Regions from separate parts of the Mus musculus genome. Here region 2 is linked to region 1. Evidence: chromatin contacts called from ENCODE Hi-C or POLR2A ChIA-PET data. All regions are on one chromosome and are shown on one strand. The core of a region is the stretch at or near the end of the contact, and the rest is flanking DNA. Distances in the headings are between cores, read along the strand shown.

Region 1 (2,946 bases), core at 261-2,760:
TCTACCTGCTCAAAGCAGTTGGACTTTCGGTTTTAAGCGGCTCTCTGCCTGCCGGCTGCTGTCTGCTGCTTCCAGCTTTGCCTGTGGCCTGCTAGCCAAGTAATCCTTACAACATTTTTCTTTGCTTTCTTATAAACAGTTTAGAGTCCTCCTTGCCTTTCTTGAGGCCTGCGGTAAAGTTGGAAGAGGGGAAGTCCATATGAAACTGTCCTTTGTCTTTTCCTCCATACTCTATGCAGGAGTACCCAGAGCGGCTTCTGGGGAGGTAATTTTGTCCGCCTGAGGGTTTTACAATAGGTTCTGTTGTTCTTATGCGTAGGCAAAGACATGTCTTTTTGTTTAGAGGATTTTGAAATGTGTTCCTCCACCCAGAGCACCCAAGCCCAGGCTAAGCACAGAATCCTTTTATAACTACAGGTTATGATCTGATTCACTAGAAACAAGGGCCGGTGTTAAAAACAGAGCCTAAGGATCTTGAGCCCCTCTGTAAGGATTACCAAAAGAAACCAGTGAAATGTATCAAGGAAGGAAGCTACAGTCAAAACTGTATTTCTTCTTTAAAATTCTTAAGGCTCATAGGAAGCTTTGCATCTGATTCTCAGCTACCAAAAATAATTTGTGTGTGGAAGATGCCTCAGAAATGGAATATACTTAGGCGCCCACGGCTGACTGCTTTTCAGATGTGTGGTTATCAGTTGTAGCTTGAATTTAGAGAGTACGAGATGATGCAGACAGGGTTCCTGGGGGGTTAGTTTGTTACTTTCTGAGATAGTTATTTTCTGAGATTCTGATGAGAAGCCTGACAGAATGCCTTCAACCTCTGTGACTCCCAGGAAATGCTGTTAGCTTTATTCTGGTTTCATAGTTTTGGTCAAGGTAGATTCCAGAATAAAACAGACATTTTCTTCTTAGTAAAAAGGGGACGAGGCATCCTATTCCTAGGCTCGGAACTAAGGCAAGTCTTGCGCTTACCCTACTCTGTTGCATTCTCGGGTTATCAGATTTGCAAGTCGGAGTTGGGGAAAGTTTCTATCGGGACTCAAGCAACTCAGCCTCCAGTCCTTGCTAATACCAACAACCCGAAGGCAGTTTTCTACCACCTGGGAAAGAAAAAAAAATCTTTCTAAAAGATGGCACACGGCTTGCTTTCCTGTGCACTTTCAGCAGGTCTAGAGCTGCATCTGGCCGAGTCGGGTAATCCAATCTATTTTAACGCAAAGATTTTCCGAGAAGGCAGGAAACCAGCAAGGGGGAAGGCTTTCAGGCATCTGCTGTTTCGTTTCCAGATCCCTTGTGTTAATTTAATGTTTCTAGGGAACCCGGGGTTTTTTCTCGGAATCTCTTCTCTAGGAACTGGTGTGTGCCGCGATAAGGCTAAGACTAAGGGGGCTGCAGCCGGAGGCAGCGTCCCCGCTCCAGGGTGCAGACTTTCCCCGCCGCCACCGCCACCGCCACTGCCACCGCGAGGGTGACAGCACCCTTCGAAGAGTGAGTGTTTGCCTGTGTGCAATTAGGAAAGGCAACCCCGTGAAGCGATCGACATGCCCTCACCCCATCAAAACCAGGGCAACTCGACTCTGTTGAGGAAACAAACTCCATTCCATCCCAAGCCGGAGTGAAACGTGAGCTTTGCACAAACACTGGCACTGCTTCGGGAATACCGGGAAACTCGCCTTTCTTCCAGCGGCCTCCGCAGAGCTTTGCCCAGACAGCAGTACTAGCTTGCTGGGGGTTTTAGTGTGTGAGATGAGTTTTGGTTCCGTGCTTGCAGCCAGGTGTTAGCACTGGTGTGTGTTGGGCCCTATCAGCCCTATGACCAACAGCCGGCCTGGCCTCTCCAGCGTCTCCTCTCCCGCCATGGACCTGAAGCCTCACTCAAACCTCGCTTCTGCAAAGGCGTCCTGTAGACAAAAGCCTGCCCTTAAAAATTTTAAAGACTGTATGCTATTCCTGTTTAGACTCACGCAATGGGGATAATCCATGCTGCCCTGAAAATAGGGTTGAGAACTAAGATGGAGTGAGTTCACGTGGCCCTTTAATAGTAGAAACAGAACCGGAACTCCGATAAACCCAGCATTCTGTTACTGAGTTACAGAACTATTCTACAGAATCCTAGAGGTGGACCAGAGTGTTGTCCTCTTGTCATCCCCCCCCCCCCTATGACATTCTAGCAATCTGGCTGTTTCTGATTGCTGTGGTTGTGATTGCACACAATTCCATCGCTGGAAAACTCTAATGATTGCACTGTTGTTTCGAACACTAACTGGAATTCTCTGAGAAACTGTTCTTTAAACAATGAAAGGCTAAAATTACTCTTTTCCGCATATTTTTAATTGGTGTGGATGTATTTGAAAATCATGATAAAAATGAGCTTTCTATTGTGTTCACATTTAGGTTCCAGTCCAGGCTGTGTGTGCTATGAATTATTGGGAACAATCTTTGGTTTCTAGGTAGTGCTTTGAGGTTATGTAATGAAATGTTATATTGTAATATTTTAACATTTTAAATGATTTGACACTTAATATTTATTATTTTTTTTTATGTGCTTTGGTATTTGACCTGCATGTATGTCTGTGTGAAGGTGTCAGATCCCCTGGAATTGGAGTTATAGATACTTGTTAACTGCTATATGGATGCTGGGAATTGAACCTGTTTCCTCTGAAAAAACAGCCAGTGCTTTTAACAATGGAGCCATCTCTCCAGCTCTCCTCCTCCTATTATTATTATTATTATTATTATTATTACTATTACTAATGTGTGCTCCAGAGGACAACTTCTGAACAGTTGCTACCTTCTTTGATACAGGGTCTCTCATTGGCCTGGTGCTCATGGATTAGGCTAGCAAGCGCCAGGATACCTTGTCTCTGTCTCCCAGGAACGGCATTCCAAGCCTAGGCCACTGTCCTGACATTTTGTGTGGTTCTGAAGATCTGTTTCAGGGCTTCA
Region 2 (2,946 bases), core at 317-2,816, 33 kb before region 1:
CTTGAGGGTGGGAGAGACAGGGTCTAGCCAAAGATGGGGATTACCTTCAAAAAGGGCCAGAAGGCTGTTTCTCATTTGTTCATTAAAGAAAACAGGTGCCAAGTAGGTTCCCTTTTTACAAATGCTTCTTGTAGAGATCATTTGAATAAAACTTGCGGTGTAATAGAAGTAGTTGCTCTAGGCTCCAGTTTTGACTGATTTCTGTTGGTTCTGCAGGTCTGTGTGGGCCACACAGGGGTTTCGGGGAGCGGTAACTATCCACGGCAGGGTGTCTTGATGCTGGTGGTGCTTTGTTGTTTTTAGAGTTGCTTTTATTTCCAGTATATGAGTGTTTTCCCTGACGTTATGTATGCGCACCACGTGTCTGCCCCGTGCCCGAGGAATTTAGAAGAGGGTGTCACATCTCCTGGACCTGGAGTGAGGGACGGTTATGGGCCACCATCTGAGTGCTGGGAACAGAGCCCAGGTCCCCTGAGAGAGCAACAAGTGCTTGCAACCACTGAGCCATCTCTCCGCGCCCCCTGTTGTTACTCTTAAGTGATTAAGACAGGAAGCAGTAATGCAGAGTTCCCAGTACTCTGCTCAGCTTCCCAAGGGTAACACCATCAGTGACCACGGTGCATTGTTCACTAAGCTGGAAACTGATTTGGTGCAGCATGGCAAGAGATGTCACTAGGATCCAGTGTACGTATATGTGTGTGTGTGTGCATCTCTGTGTGTCATTCTGTGCACCTTCATCTTTCAAGTCCCCTTGATTTGTAACATGGTCGTTTGTCATGAAATTAGTTGGAATTGCTCATGTGAATAAGGAGACCACACTGGAAGTGACGTCACTGGAAGGGAAGTCTTGCTTTAACGTTTTTTTTTTTTTTTTTTTTTTTTTTTTTTAGTGAAGGTTTCTGGATCAGGAAGTAGAGAGTCAGGTTCTAATTCCATTTCTCTAGCCATCCAGCTGTGCTGTTTCGATCACATCACAAACATGCTCAGAGCATCCCTCCCTCATCTCTGAATGGAGGCGCTAAGCCAAGCAAGACTCTTGATTCCCCTTTTCCCTTCCCTAAATCCCTCATAGCTGCTGCTTTTCAGCAGAGCATGCCCTGCCAGTCACTGAATTGTTGTCGCCCCAAACCTCAGATGGACACATCCCGTCTTCTTCCATTGCTACACCTGTCCTCAGTAGCAGTGCCTGCTGCCCCAGGGAGCCCTCTCTGTCCTCAGTGGCAGTCTTCACTGTCCCGGGGAGCCTTCTCTGTCCTCAGTGGCAGTGCCCACTGCCCCAGGGAGCCCTCTCTGTCCTAAGTGGCGTGTCTATGCCCCCAGGGATCCTTCTGAAGTCTGCCCTGTCTCATTACTCATCTGGGTTCGTGGAATAGGTTGCATATGTGCTTTCTACCAACAATTGTCTACATAGCAAGCAGAATTTACAAAGCAGATCCACTTCGGTGGCCCCTCGTGACACTGGAGGAACAGTTCGCCCCAGCTCCTGCTGCTAATCTGAGTGTCAGCTATCAGTTTCCCTTCCTCTGCCTGGCCACCAGCCACGTAGGCTCCGTGCTGTTCCAGTTGCCGAGTCTGTGCCTCCCTGTGGTCTTGCCTACCTGCTTGCTCACACTATCTCATGTTCTCCTCTGCTAATTAGCCCCATCTTGTATCTTGCTGCGACACCTCTCCAGTGAGGCTACTGTATCAGCTCCCTCCCCCAAGTCACTTTCCCTTATGCCACCTCAGGCTGCTGCTGCTGCCACAGCGTGTAATACCATATGACTTGGCTATCCTTGGCTGTGACTAGACTGGCGAGCTAACCCTCCCCAGACTGCAGGCTCCCCAGAAAGGTTTGCCTCAGCTGCCTGGTTCATGCTGCATTAGGATAATTCCCTGGCCAAAGAAGCCATCAATAATTGTTGAACATGTGCAGTAATGGACCAGATAGTCATAATAGTTCTTGAAATTGAAAAAGTAATTAAATTAAATAATTTTATGGTAAAATGATTAATTTTTTGGTATGTTTTGGATTCTTCTGGGAACATTCTTAACAGATTCCTATATAGATTTCTTTTATGTGTGTGTATTGACAAAGGGTCTTTTCTGAGGCAGAACCTTTTGAGGTGATGACGATAAGGTTTCTGTGCCCTGATAAGAACCAAGGGCCTTGAACATGCTAGGCAAACACATACCATCACCGAGGCAGCTAACACACCATACTGAGCCGCATCCGAGCCTCAGCTAACACACCATACTGAGCCACATCCCAGCCTCAGCTGTGGTTTTGCTTTAGAAAAATCAGGGTTTGACTTTCTTGGCCTTTCGGAAGCGCAGGAAACTCAGGATCATGTGGTTTGACATTGAGCCAGATGTGCTTTTGCTGTCAGCCTGAATGCCTTCCTTTCCTTTTGAATTTAAGATGTCAATAAGGGCTCGAGCTGGGAGCTGCTGATTCTCTCGTATAAACCGAAAGACGAGGTTTACGTCCTTGCCTCTCTTCTTAAATTCTTGTTTAATTCCCATTTATTGATGGTCAGAACCACACAGTGAAACTGCCACTGTAAACAGGCTCCCAGACCTCAGCACAGCTGACTCTATGATAGAAGTACCATTTAGGCCTTGAAACTCAGTGCATAGAAGACAGCACCATCAGCCAAAGTGAAAACAAAGACCTAATCCATCAAAGTCCACAGTTCTGGGAAAGTCTCTAAATGCACTAACCTGGCTTTTTGGCTCCTGTAGTTCCTCTTCTGGCTAACTGTTATTGTTAACTGAAGTATGTCAACCTAGCATATGTTTTTTGTGCTTATAATCTTGCCCTGAGAAAGGCTTGGGGCTTTGTGGGATCCCAAACACCCAATGTAGTCGCCAGCCGGCTAATAAAGACTTCCTATTGGCTCAAATCCATGTCTGAGTCGTCTTCTCTGGTGATGCCCTGCAGTATCCCTTGCTTGCTGCCTGTTT

What was found. A loop is a pair of places that touch in the nucleus more often than their neighbours do. ChIA-PET counts read pairs that join two places held with the same protein, here RNA polymerase II (POLR2A).
Region 2: a map of heart shows a loop between it and region 1 (2.4-fold over the local background). The contact joins two enhancer-like sites. A Hi-C loop is called at or near these places in 6 of 37 maps with a recorded cell type or tissue (CH12.LX, gastrocnemius, heart and 1 more). POLR2A ChIA-PET finds 5 or more read pairs at or near these places in 3 of 5 experiments (all embryonic stem cell).

What each region holds. Positions count from the first base shown.
Region 1 is chr10:95,263,434-95,266,379 of GRCm38, reverse strand. All of the region lies in intron 2 of Cradd (CASP2 and RIPK1 domain containing adaptor with death domain), which reads left to right. Among named protein-coding and RNA genes, the nearest start is that of Cradd, 59 kb to the left of the region's middle. Within about 2 kb of position 1,510, at least 3 of the 3 ENCODE cell types and tissues checked have a DNase peak (open chromatin) inside an H3K27ac peak, as active enhancers do; they include gastrocnemius and heart, where a contact is called at or near this core.
Region 2 is chr10:95,296,584-95,299,529 of GRCm38, reverse strand. The region is part of intron 2 of Cradd (CASP2 and RIPK1 domain containing adaptor with death domain); the gene reads left to right. Among named protein-coding and RNA genes, the nearest start is that of Cradd, 26 kb to the left of the region's middle. Within about 2 kb of position 1,566, at least 2 of the 3 ENCODE cell types and tissues checked have a DNase peak (open chromatin) inside an H3K27ac peak, as active enhancers do; they include gastrocnemius and heart, where a contact is called at or near this core.